Linked DNA regions of Homo sapiens: regions 1, 2, 3 and 5 are each linked to region 4. A link is a contact called in ENCODE Hi-C or POLR2A ChIA-PET data. All regions are on one chromosome and are shown on one strand. Each heading gives the region's core, a stretch centred on a gene start or an enhancer-like site at or near the end of the contact. The rest is flanking DNA. Distances are from core to core; before and after follow the strand shown.

What was found. A loop is a pair of places that touch in the nucleus more often than their neighbours do. ChIA-PET counts read pairs that join two places held with the same protein, here RNA polymerase II (POLR2A). Pooled maps may share reads with other maps.
Region 1: a loop to region 4 is called in a pooled map, with 4 times the contacts of the local background. The contact joins the promoter of MRI1 here to the promoter of DCAF15 in region 4. A Hi-C loop is called at or near these places in 2 of 37 single-sample maps with no recorded cell type and 8 of 50 pooled maps. POLR2A ChIA-PET finds 5 or more read pairs at or near these places in 1 of 52 experiments (IMR-90).
Region 2: a loop to region 4 is called in a map of sigmoid colon, with 3 times the contacts of the local background. The contact joins the promoter of ZSWIM4 here to the promoter of DCAF15 in region 4. A Hi-C loop is called at or near these places in 1 of 168 maps with a recorded cell type or tissue (sigmoid colon), 1 of 37 single-sample maps with no recorded cell type and 12 of 50 pooled maps. POLR2A ChIA-PET finds 5 or more read pairs at or near these places in 4 of 52 experiments (H1, PC-9, T-cell and 1 more).
Region 3: a loop to region 4 is called in a pooled map, with 21 times the contacts of the local background. The contact joins the promoter of YJU2B here to the promoter of DCAF15 in region 4. A Hi-C loop is called at or near these places in 3 of 37 single-sample maps with no recorded cell type and 12 of 50 pooled maps. POLR2A ChIA-PET finds 5 or more read pairs at or near these places in 1 of 52 experiments (IMR-90).
Region 5: a loop to region 4 is called in a map of CD8-positive, alpha-beta T cell, with 17 times the contacts of the local background. The contact joins the promoter of SAMD1 here to the promoter of DCAF15 in region 4. A Hi-C loop is called at or near these places in 5 of 168 maps with a recorded cell type or tissue (CD4-positive, alpha-beta T cell, CD4-positive, alpha-beta memory T cell, CD8-positive, alpha-beta T cell and 1 more), 5 of 37 single-sample maps with no recorded cell type and 15 of 50 pooled maps. POLR2A ChIA-PET finds 5 or more read pairs at or near these places in 7 of 52 experiments (CD4-positive, alpha-beta memory T cell, CD8-positive, alpha-beta T cell, MCF 10A and 4 more).

What each region holds. Positions count from the first base shown.
Region 1 is chr19:13,763,218-13,765,917 of GRCh38, forward strand. It overlaps MRI1 (methylthioribose-1-phosphate isomerase 1), which reads left to right and starts at 1,305. Exons shown (of 6, transcript NM_001031727.4): 1 at 1,305-1,503; 2 at 1,654-1,892. The coding sequence starts at 1,372. YJU2B (YJU2 splicing factor homolog B) reads left to right here. Exons shown (of 10, transcript NM_030818.4): 10 at 1-72. RefSeq lists enhancers at 1-32, 2,502-2,700 and a silencer at 1,675-1,724.
Region 2 is chr19:13,793,993-13,796,692 of GRCh38, forward strand. ZSWIM4 (zinc finger SWIM-type containing 4) reads left to right here and starts at 1,451. Exons shown (of 14, transcript NM_001367834.3): 1 at 1,451-1,809. The coding sequence starts at 1,657. RefSeq lists silencers at 1,085-1,574, 1,595-1,804 and an enhancer at 2,045-2,114.
Region 3 is chr19:13,746,545-13,749,244 of GRCh38, forward strand. YJU2B (YJU2 splicing factor homolog B) reads left to right here and starts at 1,351. Exons shown (of 10, transcript NM_030818.4): 1 at 1,351-1,410. RefSeq lists a silencer at 1,332-1,641.
Region 4 is chr19:13,951,211-13,953,910 of GRCh38, forward strand. It overlaps DCAF15 (DDB1 and CUL4 associated factor 15), which reads left to right and starts at 1,299. Exons shown (of 13, transcript NM_138353.4): 1 at 1,299-1,434. The coding sequence starts at 1,303. It also overlaps a transcript of PODNL1 not described here. RefSeq lists an enhancer at 672-721 and a silencer at 1,382-1,521.
Region 5 is chr19:14,089,337-14,092,036 of GRCh38, forward strand. SAMD1 (sterile alpha motif domain containing 1) reads right to left here and starts at 1,415. Exons shown (of 5, transcript NM_138352.3): 1 at 449-1,415; 2 at 1-26. The coding sequence starts at 1,084. It overlaps PRKACA (protein kinase cAMP-activated catalytic subunit alpha), which reads right to left. Exons shown (of 10, transcript NM_002730.4): 10 at 2,352-2,700. RefSeq lists silencers at 421-470, 771-1,030, 1,361-1,580, 1,721-1,770, 1,821-2,150.

The DNA of each region.
Region 1 (2,700 bases), core at 55-2,554, 190 kb before region 4:
GAGTTATTTATTTGGTCCTGGTGAGGGTGTTTGTGCCTTGTGAGACTCCGTACATTAAAGACCTGTCTCTTCTTCCCTGTCTTGGGTTGTTAGATGGACCCTGGGGCTGCCCCCCCACCCCCCCACCTTGACCAAGCTTGGTAGGCCTCTCATCAGCAAATGCTGGTATAGGGTCATAGCTGTGACCACAGACATGGTCCCCTTCCAGAGTAACAAGAGTCTCAAGGTGGTGGTCCCGGTTGGCCAGGAATCAGGACAGACTTCCTGGAGGAGGAGGCATGGGCCAAGTGTGAAGGGTGAAAAGGGGGCCAGGAACCACACACACAAGGCCAGGGACAAGGCACACGGGGTACCCAGGATGTGTGCCAGATGCAGCAGGGGCTGGAGCACACAGGTGTGAGCTTTTTATTATACCCAGCCCAGGGGTGGCCCATGGAAAAGCCCCCCGTGCATGTTACTTTTGGGGTTTTTTTGTTTTGTTTTTGAGACCGAGTCTTGCTCTGTCACCCAGGCTGGAGTGCAGTGGCGCGATCTCGGCTCACTGCAACCTCTGCCTCCTGGGTTCAAGTGATTCTTCTGCCTCAGCCTCCCGAGCAGCTGGGACTACGGGTGTGCGCCACCACGCCCAGCTAATTTTTTGTATTTTTAGTAGAGACTGGGTTTCACCATGTTGGCCAGGCTGGTCTCGAACTCCTGACCTCAAGTGATCTGCCCGACTCGGCCTCCCAAAATGCTGGGATTCCAGGCGTGAGCCACAGCGCCTGTCCTGCATGTTACTTTTGAATGAAACCGAGCAGAAAATGGCCCAGAAACAGCCTTGCATCCATCAAGGGGCACACGACCCCCCACTACCTCCCCCTCAACCTTGGAAGATCATTTAACAAATTCTTTGGTTTGAACACTTGATGTTACCTTGCCACTGGGGATACATCCCTAACTCTAGACAGCAGGTTGTTAAACACGGGGCCTGGTATCCACTAGGCGTCCCATAAATGCTGCCACTTTTGTGGTTCCGAGGAGGCGGCTCACTCCGTTCGGGCTTGGCAGGAGTCGTGGAGTGGGTTCGGCCACGTGGAATCCGCGTCCTGGGAACCCGTGGAATCCGCGTCCTGGGAACCCGTGGAATCCGCCTCCTGGGAACCCGTGGAATCCGCCTCCTGGGAACCCGTGGAATCCGCCTCCTGGGAACCCGTGGAATCCGCCTCCTGGGAACCCGTGGAATCCGCCTCCTGGGAACCCGTGGAATCGGGTTGGATGCGCATGTGCGTGTCTCTTTTTCCGGGGGAGGCTCCGCCCACGGCCCCGCCCCGCTCCCAAGTGCGCGCGGACCCCTAGCTCCCTCTGAGTTGCGCTGGGCTTGGCTGCTGCACCATGACCCTGGAGGCGATCCGCTACTCGCGGGGCTCCCTGCAGATCCTAGACCAGCTGCTGCTGCCCAAGCAGAGCCGCTACGAGGCGGTGGGCTCGGTGCACCAGGCCTGGGAGGCCATCCGCGCCATGAAGGTGCAGCGGGGCGGCGGGGCGGCGGGGCGGCGGGGCGGCGGGGCGGCGGGGCGGCGGGGCGGCGGGGCGGCGGGGCGGCGGGGCGGCCGGGTTGGAGGTGGGAGTGCGCCCGCGCCTGCAGCTTCCGACGCCCAAATCCCTGCCCCGCAGGTGCGGGGCGCCCCGGCCATAGCCCTGGTGGGCTGTCTCAGCCTCGCCGTGGAGCTGCAGGCGGGCGCCGGGGGACCGGGACTCGCCGCGCTCGTGGCCTTCGTGCGCGACAAGCTGAGCTTCCTCGTCACCGCCCGGCCCACCGCTGTCAACATGGCCCGCGCCGCCCGCGACCTGGCTGATGTTGCAGCCCGGGAGGCCGAACGGGAGGGCGCTACGGAAGAGGCGGTCCGGGAGAGGTACGGGGATCTGGTACCAGGCACGGCGCTGAGCAGGAATTATATTGACTCTTTTTAAGTACAGTGACCCACTATACAGATGGGGAAACTGAGGCACGGCGACCTTAAGTCCCTTGTCCAGGGCCCCACAGATGGGGAGACTGAGGCACGGCGACCTTAAGTCCCTTGTCCAGGGCCCCACAGATGGGGCCCAGAGTCTAGCCTGGGCAGCCTGGCCCTGAAACCTAACTCCTTAATCGTGCCTCCCCTGAATACACGCAGCCCCTTATCCGCCCTTGGAGGCCCTTTTTAGTATCTCCGTGTTCTCTTGGTTTCTGCTTTTGAGGAACTTTTTTTCCTGTCCTGGTCCCCTTCCTGCCATCTTTTTCCCCCCACTTCCTTTCTGCTCCAGCCCTCCCTGCAATGTCACTTTACCCCACCAAGCTCGAGCCTGCCTTACAGCCTTTGCACGTGCCATTGGTGCGGGCCAGGTATCCATAGCGCCCTCCTCCACCATTCTATATGATCCAGCTCACCCGCTGCTCTCTGTTGCCTGATTCTGCCGGCTTTTCCTTCATTTTATTATCTCTTCATCAGCTGGCTCACTCACCCCAGTGTCAACTCCACAGGAGCAGAGATTTTTGTCTTGTTTACTGCTGGGTCATACCGGAACTGCTTGGTAAACATGTCTTTGCATGAATGAACGGAGTGACACTTCGGTGGCCCTGGCCGAAGGGTCCAGGCCCCACAGCAATGAGAGGCTTTGAGCAGGAGGGCTCCAGGACAGCAGCGTTAGGCAGAGAGGAGGCGTTGGCCTGGGCCCCGGGTC
Region 2 (2,700 bases), core at 201-2,700, 160 kb before region 4:
TATGGATGAGTGGATAATCACTGTTTTTTTTTTTTTTCTGCTGTGCCTATCATTTAACTGAATGGAGGCAAAGCATGTGTTGGTTGGTACATTCAACAAGTTCTAGGTTAAGCGCCTACCTTCCAGGTGCTGCCGGTACAGTAAAGCACAGATGGGACAAACTCCTGCCTCCTGAGGCTCACAGTGGAGAGGGAGAGATTGAAATTAAGCAACTACCAAAGGTGGATCACTTGAGGTCAGGAGTTCAAGACCAGCCTGGCCAACATGGCAAAACTCCGTCTCTACCAAAAATACAAAAATTAGCCGGGCGTGGTGGTGGGCGCCTATAATTTCAGCTATTCGGGAGGCTGAGGCAGGAGAATCACTTGACCCCGGGAGGCGCAGGTTGCAGTGAGCCGAGATCGCACCACTGCACCCCAGCCTGGACGACAAGAGTGAAACTCCGTAAAAAAAAAAAAAAAAAAAAAAAAAAAAACCGCCGAAACAGATAAATAAATGGTAATGGTGAGAAGTATGAGGAAGGAAAAATGCAGGGTCCTCTGAGGACATTGGCAAGGAGCCGGGACGGGAACGGGTGATGGAAGCCATGGCCAGCTTCCAGGCCAGAGACGGTGGCCTACACAAGCTGAGTCAGAAAAAATGCTCAGAGGTGCTGGGGTTTGATTAAGTGTTAGGGTGAACCTCATGGAATTGCCATTTTAACAGGCCAAAAATGGTAAAAAAAAATTAGCAATTTCATATGACCCAAGATAGTATCTAGGGCATGGAAAGGAGGGGCGGGGTACTATACTAGTTTTGAGGCTCAAGGGATGACCTATGAACCCCCTAACCGAGCTTTGTTTCTGGAGAGGGGGTCCGCGGCCCGCATGAGCTCCCTCAGTGAGCCTGCGACCCCTCCGCCCCCACAAGAACCAAAACTTGACCCGGTGCCCAGAGAGGTTGAGTGAGTTTCTCGGGTCGCACAGCTGGGAGGGACGAGGGGCTGAGCCACTGCCAAGGGATCCCGCTGCTCTGTCTCGCTCACCGGCCGGGCTATGTTGATTGTCCCCTCGCGGCGCCCGGAAGCGACCCTCAGTAAACAAAGCCGTGTGTGGGCGCAGCCCCAGAAGCCTGGGGCGCGCAGTCCAGCCCAAGAGAGGCGGGGGAGGAATGTTGTGAATGAACCCCGGGCCCGCCCCGAAACTCCGCATAAGGCCTGGGCCGCGGGGGTCCTCCCACTCTGATTGGCCTCTGGCGCCCCGTGATTGACAGCGCCCCTCGCTGTGCGCTCTGGTTGGGTAAACAAGAAAAGACTGGCATCGCAGTCATCGAGTGAGCAGCGAGGCTTGGACACGGGTCTGGCGGCGCAGCCAATGGCGGGGGAGGGCCGAGGAGGCCGAGGGGGGGCCAATAGGGACAGGCGGTGGGGGCGGGACGACGGCGGAGCTAAAGCGGCGGCTGAAGCAGCTTCATTGTTGTGAAGAGTCTTAAAGGGGCCGCATCACCCTGCCGGCCCGGCGCGGGTCGGGGGTGGGTGCGGTAGGGGTCCCGGGGCGGCCGAGCGCAGAGGACGGACGGGAAGGAGGGCAGGGGGCGCGGGAGCCGGCGAAGCGGAGCGGGCATCGGACCGAGCCCCCCAAAGAGGCCCCGCCCCGGCCCTGGCCCCGGCCGGGCCGGATGGAACCCCCCGCGGCCAAGCGGAGCCGGGGCTGCCCCGCGGGACCCGAGGAGCGCGATGCCGGGGCCGGGGCCGCGCGTGGCCGGGGCCGGCCCGAGGCGCTGCTGGACCTCAGCGCCAAGCGGGTAGCCGAGAGCTGGGCCTTCGAGCAGGTGACCGCGGGGGAAGGGGGCGGGGGCAGGGACGCACCCCCAGCACCTTCCCCACCTGTCTTCTCCTCCCCCACAATCCCCAGACTCCAGAGCTAACCCAATCAGAGACACCCCCTGAGATTCCACCCCCAGGACCCTTAACCCTGCCTGGAAACACCCCCTCATCCTCCTGTTTCTGTCCTTCAAACCCAGTAACCCACCCCCATCCCTTCTCTGCCATCTCTGCCCCTCAGCGCCCCAGATCCCAAATCAGGACACTTCCTTCTTCTCCTACCAACCCCAGATCTCTGAGATCTGGCCCCCATGGCCCGCCTACAACCCTGGGCACCCCTCTTTTCCCGCCTTATCCCCCAACGGTACCCCTCTTTTCCCACCTTATCCCCCAACGGTACCCCTCTTTTCCCACCTTATCCCCCAACGGTACCCCTCTTTTCCTACCGCATCTTTATTCGCCAATCAGGGCACCCCATTCAGTCTTCAATCCTCTCTTCGGCCCCCCGCTTGGGGACACCCTGTCTCCCTCCATCGTAGCCTCTAGAGACTCACACTACCCCATTCCTGCTCTCCAGATCCCTACCGTACACCCCAAGTAAATAACTCCCCCATCTCTCCAGATTCCAGCTCAAGACACCCCTTTTTTCCCCATTCATTCCTGCCCTCGAGCCTCCAGATTCCACCTGTTCCTTGGGGACCCCTCTCTACTCCTCCAGATTCCTCTTTCGGGGCTGCCCGTCTTCTCCTGGCTTGCCGCAGGGATTACTGAAATGCCAGGGTCCCTCCTCCTCCCCACCTCATCCCCCTGACCTATCCTATCTCTTCCCATAGGAAAACAGCAGGGGCGGAGCCTGGGTGGTGGTCCCTGGACAGGTGCACCTAGAAGCTCTCTTCTGT
Region 3 (2,700 bases), core at 101-2,600, 200 kb before region 4:
GACAGGGCAAAAGCCATATTTAATTATGTACCTATGCAGGGGAGTCCCACAAAATACAAGACTCCAAAAAGGATCAGAGAGGCTGGGCCCAGTGGCTCATGCCTGTAATCCAGGCACTTTGGAAGGCCAAGGCAGGCAGATCACCTGAGGTTGGGACTTCCAGACCAGTCTGGCCAACATGGTGAAACCCCATCTCTACTAAAAATACAAAAAATAGCCGGGCGTGGTGGAAGGTGCCTGTAATCCCAGCTACTCGGGAGGCTGAGGCAAGAGAATCACTTGAACCTGGGAGGTGGAGAGCGCAGTGAGCTGAGATCACGCCATTGAACTCCAGCCTGGACCACAGAGCAAGACTCCCTCTCAAAAAAAAAAAAGTATCAAAGAAAAGAATAGGGGTTTGGGGCTTCTGGGAGGATGGTGGTAACACAAGTTATGGGAGGGTAAGGGGAGAAATTGTATGATGGAGAAAGTCTGTCTTGTTAAGCAAATAAAAAAGTCTTGCAGGTAATAAAAGTTGTCTCAGAGCAGCCCTCAGAAGGATACATGATTGGGAATGGTTTCACTCTTCCCTAGTTAATAAGATCGTAGGAAAGCATTCCTCTTTCTGTCTTTAGGCAGATAAGAGAAATTCAGAGAAAACCTCTCCTTCCCTGCATTTGCTGTTCCCCCAAGTGCCCTTATTTTGAAGCAATCAGCAGACAAAAGCGCATATCCCTGTGTTCCAATGAAATTTTATTTACGTACGCTGAAATTTGAATGTTTTATTTTCATAAGTCGTAAAATAGTTTTTCCCCCACCTAACTATTTAAAAATGCAAAAACAGAGCAGTGGTTCACGCCTGTAATCCCAGCACTTTGGGAGGCAGGAGGATTGCTTGGGCCCTGGAGTTCGAGACTAGCCGGGGCAACATAGTAAGACCTTGCCTGTGCAAATAATTTTTCTTGAGACGGAGTCTTGCTGTTGTTGCCCAGGCTGGAGTGCAGTGGCGCGATCTCGGCTCTTTGCAACCTCTGCCTCCCGGGTTCAAGCAATTCTTTTGCCTCAGCCTCCCAAGTAGCTGGGACTACAGGGGCCCGCCACCACACCCTCGCTGACCGGCTGCAGCGCGCAGGACAGCACGCCTGGGAGGGCGGTGCCAGGAGGCGGGCCTCGGATTGGGCCTCACGTAGTGGGCTGGACAGAGGATGGAGCCTCTTGGCGTAAGCGCGGTTGGGCGGGGCATTCCTGGATTGGCCCACTCCGGCGTCGCAGAACGCTTGGCGTATCGTCCTTCAGCCAATCAGCGTGGAGCTGCTGCCTCGCCCCGCCTCACGCCGGCGTCCTGGGGGCGCGGAGAGGGCGCCCAGGTTCACCGCGCTCTCAGCGCGCACTTCCGGGCACGGTCAGGGCGTGACGTCGGGAGGAGGGCAGGTAAGTGCCGGCGGGCGGAGGAGCGGGGAGGGCCGGGGGTCCGGCAGCCGCCTCACCCTGGCCTCGGAGCTGCCCGGCGCGCCCTTCCGCGTCGGGGGACGCGGAGCTGAGGACCCGATTTAGATGCCCGGAGCCGGCCCAGGTCCCAGCCAGGACCAAAGTCCCTGAGGCCCCAGCTGAGACCTCTGACCCAAGTGCCCGGGACCCGGTCCCATCCTAGCCCGGATCCATATTATGCCTGAAGGGTCCTGGGTTTTTGCATCGGGAAAATGGGACCAATAAGTCCCTATCTCACCAGATTTTATAAAAATGATTCTTGTAAAACCGTGAGCAGCAGAAATGACTAAACTGCCAAACGTTTAACTCGGCGTCAGGCGCTGCCCTGAATGCCTTAACCAGCCATTTTTACACATAAGGAAAATGAGGCTTAGAGAGAGAAAACAATTTGCCCCAAGTCAAGCAGATAGGAAGCAGCAGGGTGGAGCTCCGAGCCCAAGCCGTAAGCCCAGGACAAACAGGGTCGGTAATTACTTTTGCACCAAGGACCGGAGATATCTACACGCCCACCCGATAGCCCCGTCTGCCATTTACTGGGGTAACAAAACCATCTTAAGACACACACACACCCTCGAGCTCCTGTAAACGGAGTATTTGCTCTTTGCAGGCTCTTCCCGTGGGTTAGTTGATTCACAGCATCCCCAGAAAGTCAGTCTTGTCGTCGTCATTCGCCCTTTACCGGTGACGAAATACAAGCCCAGGGAAGCGCAGTCACTGACCAAGGTCACCCAGCTGATGAGGAGTGGAGCTGGGATTCAAGCCCAGGGAGCCGTGTCCCCTAACGCCTCAAGGGGCACTTAGCTATTTTGTTGGCAAAAGTATTTTTAGGTTGGAAGGGACCTTGGAATAATCCAATCTAAAGGACACACTTTATAGTTGGAGGATACAAGACTAAGGTGAGGGTAGAACAGTTTATATCCGGGACTTTGCACCACTGCCTCACCACCTCACTACACCACTCCCACTCCATCAGAAGCTCTTCCATCAGCTTCTTTCTTTCTTTTTGTTGGAGACAGAATCTCACTCTTGTCACCTTGGATGGAGTGCAGTGGCGTGATCTCGGTTCACTGCAACCTCCGCCTCCCAGATTCAAGCGATTCTCCTGCCTCAGCCTCTCCAGTAGCTGGGATTACAGGCGTACGCCACCAGGCCTGGCCAATTTTTGTATTTTTAGTAGAGACAGGGTTTCACCATGTTGGCCAGGCCGGTCTTGAACTCCTGACCTCAAGTGAT
Region 4 (2,700 bases), core at 49-2,548:
CAAGACGGGATGATCCCTTGAGGTCAGGAGTTTTCGAGCAGCCTGGGCAACATAGTGAGACCCCATCTCTACAAAAAAAATTTTTTTAATGAAGACAATAAAAAAAAACTATCTTCTAGATTGTTCAGAGGATTAAATGGGCTGGCCAGGGGTGGGGGCTCACACCTGTCCTCCCAACACTTTGGGAAGCAGAGGTGGGAGGATCACTTGAGCCCAGGTGTTGGAGACCAGCCTGGACAACTTGGTGAAACTCCGTCCCTACAAAAAATACAAAAAATTAGGCCGGGCGCGGTGGCTTATGCCCGTAATTCCAGCACTTTGGGAGGCCTAGGCGGGCGGATCACCTGAGGTCAGGAGTTCGCAACCAGCCTGGCCAACATAGTGAAACCTCGTCTCTACTAAAAATACAAAAAATTAGGCAGGCGTGGTGGCGCACGCCTGTAGTCCTAGCTACATGAGAGGCTGAGGTGAGAGGATCATCTGAGCCCGGGGTCGAGGCTGCAGTGAACCGTGATCACGCCACTGCACTCCAGCCTGGGTGACAAAGTGAGACTCTGTCTAAAAAAATAAAATAAATGAGGTAATGTATACGAATATGATGCACGGAGCGGACCTTCAACAATTATTTTTATTGCTATGATCTGCATAATTGGCACAACAGGGCCCTGCCACATCGAACTGTTTAAGCTCAGAACCGTGTCTGTCACATGTGGAGCGATCCATGATTGATGCTATCATTATCACCACCATCATCCCACCAACCCGCCCATCGGAAACAAGCTTTCATCGAATCCCATCGTTTTTTCCTTTTTTGTAAATCTCTTTCCTCGGCCTGGCTCTGCCGCCCAAGTATGCTCGTCAGGCCTTTGCCCACCTGGACCGGGCGCGGGCAGCCCGGGGCTGAGGATTCTCGAGCCTTGGTGGACCACAGGCTCCCGTCGCCCCGCCCAAGGGCCTGGACCGCCTGTGGTCTCCATGGAAACCCGCCAGCCACAGGGGGCGTGACGCCGTTGAGACAGACAGAGATATTCACCTATCAGATCAAAGTTATCTGGGCAGGGCGAACAAACGGGACCTCCGAGTGGTACGTCCTTAAGGCGGGGCGGGAATACGGCAACGGGCCGCGGGGGCTGTTACTGTCGCTACCAATCAAGAGTCGAGATGGCTTTGATGGACAGGCATAGCGCGAGTGCGGGCTTTCGCCCAACCGGCGGGCCGCTGTCCCGAAAAAGGACCAATGAGGAGGCGGCAGGGGTGGGGCGAAGGGGCCGGTTGCTCCGGAAGTGGAGGGAGGGGGTGAAAATGGCGCCCAGCTCGAAATCGGAGCGGAACAGCGGGGCTGGGAGCGGCGGCGGCGGCCCCGGGGGAGCCGGAGGGAAGCGGGCAGCAGGGCGGCGGCGGGAGCACGTCCTCAAGCAGCTGGAGCGGGTCAAGGTGAGGCCTGGAGCCGGAGTGGGGAGCGCGCCGGAGGGTGGGGAGTAGGGACGAGGGAGGCGGAGGGAGGAGGGCGTTCGCGGGGTGAGGGGTTGGGGGCGGGGCCCCAGGGGAGGGGGCTCGGATGCAGGGCCTGGGCGGGGCCCGGGGGAGATGGCTTGGATGGAGGGGGCTCAGTTGGGGGCCTGGATGCAGGTGGTTGTGTCGGGTGACCGGCAAAGGGGCTGGGATGGAGGGGGTTGGGGGCGGGGCCCCAGGGAGGGGGCTCGGAGGGAGGCGACCCCAGAGGCCGCAGGGAGAATCAGGAGGAAGGGGGCGATCCAGGCTTTTCAAAGCTCTGCTCCCATGGTTGCTCCATAATGGAACCTTCCCGCCCCCTTTGCAGAGCCCCTGCCGCTGGCTTTGGGCTTCCTCCGCCTGATGTTCCTCTCCCTGCCCAAGCCCCGACCACACATGAGCTGGGAGTTCCAGTACCTGGGTGGGCCTCCCCATTGAAAGTGTGGGAGCTCCCTGGATAGGGCTGAGTCTTCCCCCGCAGAGTGAGAGTTACCGAAGCAGGCTCTGTCTCCTCCATCAGACTGGAAACTCCCAGAGCTGGGGGATGATGTCTCTCTCCCCCATCAGTTTGGGAGCTCTGGAGGGCAGAAATGTGGATCTCTTGCAGGTGGGCAGTAACTGGGGCAAGGCTGTGTCTCTGTGGACAGGGACTGCGCCTTCTCCGTGAGGCTGGTAGCTTTGTAAGGGCAGTGCTGTGTCTCCCCCTTTTGACTGGGAGCTCCCTGGGCTGGGACAGTCTCCGCCCTTAGCCTGGGAGCTCCCTGGGCTTGGCTGTGGTTCCGCCCTTAGCTTGGAAGCTCCTTGGGCAGGGACTGTGTCTCCCCTGTCGGCCTGGGCCTGGCTGGCCAGGCTGTTTCCTCCGTCAGACTGAGACCTCCATGTGGACAGGGCTGTCTCCCATCAGACAGGGAGCTTCCCAGACAGGACTCTTCCCATCAGATTGGAATGTCTTGAAGGCAGAGTTGGGTAGCAAGACTGAGGCTGTTCGGATATCCCTGTGCCTGGCTTCTGCCTGTCAGTCCCCGCAGATCCTTCCGCGGTGAAGTTTTGGGGATGAGGGATTCCCTTGGATTCCGTTGGAAGGCGGTAGTTAATTGGGAAGGGGGCGTTGGGTCATTGGTTAGGCTCACCCTTCTATCTGCCTCGACTGGCCCCCAGCAGAGGCCAGAGCTGCCCCGGGGAGGAGGAGCCCCCTTGTTTGAAGGCTGG
Region 5 (2,700 bases), core at 165-2,664, 140 kb after region 4:
TCAAGTACTCGCTCTTCTCCACCTCTCTGGAGCCGAGGAGAGAAGCATGCAAAATTAGTAGCTGTTCTAATCCCAGACCCTGACTGTGGCGTCCGGGCGGTGGGGAGGAGGAACCGATTCCACCTTTAAGAACAATACGGACTAACTTTTACGCATTCACTCCGTGCCAGGCTCTGTGTTAACTAAAGCCCTCGACAACCAAATCTTACTAAACTCGCTCAACAACCCCAAGGGGTCGCTACTGTTATTAAACCGCGTTTACAGCGGAGGAAACTGAGGCTCCGGGAGATTCAATCACTTGCCAAGGTCACCACGCACCGAGCCCGCAGGAAACGCGCGCAAAGCCCCAGCCACCCGCCACCCAGTTCCTCCCGGGACTCGCGCCCCCGCCACCAACTTCGCCCGCACCTGCCCACCGCGCGGCGCCCCCGCTCCCCGGCGCGCTCACCTTGCTGCGAGACGGGCGGGCGCTGGCGGCCGGCGGCGCCCGTCCGGGCCTGTCCCCGCGGGGCAGCGCAAGCGCTCCGAGACGGGTGCGCTCCAGACGGCCTCGAGCCGCCGCCTCCTCCTCCAGCAGCCCCTGCACGCGGCCGCGGGTTAGGCGACCGCCGGCGCCGCCGCTGCCCCCGAGGTAGCGCACGACTTCCCGCAGGCTCACGGGCCGCGCCGCGCCGCCGGCCCGCACCGCGCCCCCCTCCGGCGGCGGCTGTGGCTGCGGCGGCGGCGGCTGCTGCTGCTGTGGCGGCGCCGGCGGGGCCGGCGGGGTGGCTCCGCGCCGGGGCGGCTGGACGCGCGCCGCGTTGCGGTACGAGATGCTCCCCTTGTAGCTGACCCGGAGCACGGCGCGCTGCTGGATCAGTTTCTCGAGCTCGGCGCGCGTGCGCTCCGGCTCCGGGCCGTGCCGCCGCCGCACCATCCGGCAGATGCGCTCCAGGTCCGGCCGCGCCTTGCGCGAGCGCAGCGAGTCGATGGTGTCCAGGATCCACTCTTGGTAGTGCGGGGAAGCGGCGGACGACGAGGCGGCGGCCGCCGTGGTGGCGGCCGCCGCCGTCTCCGGCGGGGGTAGGGCCGGGGGCCCCGCCATGCCTCCCGCCCGGCCCGGCTGCACCGTGCGCGCTGCCTCCCTCCCAGCGCGGCGCCCCCCTCCCCGGCTCCCCTCCCTCCGCCGCTGCCCGCCTCCTCCGCCTCCCCCCCCGGGGGGCGCAGCGCCTCGGCGGAGCGGCGGCGGCGCTGCTGTTTCTTTGCAAAAAAAAAAAAAAAAAAAAGAGAGAGAGAGGGAGAGAGAGAGAGAGGAAAAAACAGTGAGAGAGAAAGAAAAGAGAGAAAAAAATATGCACACACTCACTCACTCGCACGCACGCACACACAGACCCGCTTCTGCTGGGCGCGCGCGGGGCCGGGGATGCGAGGGGGAGGAGGGGAGCGCGGCGCGGCCGGCCCCTCCCCGCCGCCGCCGCCGCCGCACGCGCGCCCTGCGCCCGGGACACTCCGGCCCCCCTTCCTTCCCTCCCTCCCTCCTCCCCGCCGCCCGCCTTCCTCCCTCCCACCCCCACGCGCCCGCTTTTAAGGTGGAGCCCGGGCCCCCCGCCCGCCCCCTTTACCCTGCGCTCTCGCTCACTCCGGCTCGCTCCGGCCCCCCCTTACAACTCCCGCGCGCTTTTTAAGGAGGCGCCGCGGAGTTGGCCCGGGGCGGGGGCGGGGGAAAGCGGCGGGCGGGGGAGGGGGAGGGGAGTGCCGGGGGGAGTGGAGAGGGGGCGGGCAGGGCGGGCGGGCGGCGCTCGGCCGCCCTCCAGCCATTGGGCGCGGGACCCAGACGTCCCCGGCGCCCAGCCCCCCTCTCCACGCCTCTCCAGCGCGCTCCGCTCTCGGGACCGCACTTACCGGGAACTCGCCGCCCGCGGGCCGGGGCTGCCGCGCTCGCAGGGTGCTGCGGGGACCCTCCTGCTGCCGCCGCCCCCGCGTCCCTCAGGCGCGCCTGGCCCGGCGCTGAGGATGCGGGAAGGGGGGCGCGCACCCTCTCCCCCTTCTACTCCCCCTGCCAGGGCCGCCCCCGCCGCCGCTCGGCCTCCTGGCGCGCCAGCCCCAGCGCCTCCCTAGAGCGCCCTCTCGGTCCCGGGCTGGACGCCGAGGGGGCGCGCCGCAGATTTGGGGACCCCGAATCTGGGGTCAAAGGGCAGTTTGACGCTCGTTTCTCCTGCGGGGCCGAAGGAGTGCCGGAATTTCAGCTAAACCCTGGTTACAAGGACTTCAAGCCAGGACCTGATCGGCCTGCACGCTGGGGTCCGAAATTCCCTTTCCAACCCCCTGGGGGTGTGTGGGTGGGTGATCGAAGTCGAGAACACCAGCGACACTTTTTTTTTAAACAAAACTTTATTGGTAATAGTTTTCAAATATGTTTACAACAGCACACTGTTCAAGAGGAAGTCTCGTCCTTCGCAGCACACAGGTTGAATCGCCCCCGCACCCACCCGGGGCCCCACCCCAGGCCTGAGAACTCCTCCTGGGATGGGGAGAAGTTATGAGAGGGGGAAATACGGGGATGAATGGGGTGGCTCCCCAGCGGCTCCCCACTTTTCTATTACGAGAGAAAAAAGCACAAATGAGAAAGTGGGGGAGAGGTGATGGACAGCTGACAGCTAAGCTGGAGGAGGGGCGCCCAGGATGGGGGAGGCGGAAGCTGGTGGGTGAGTAAAACAGGCA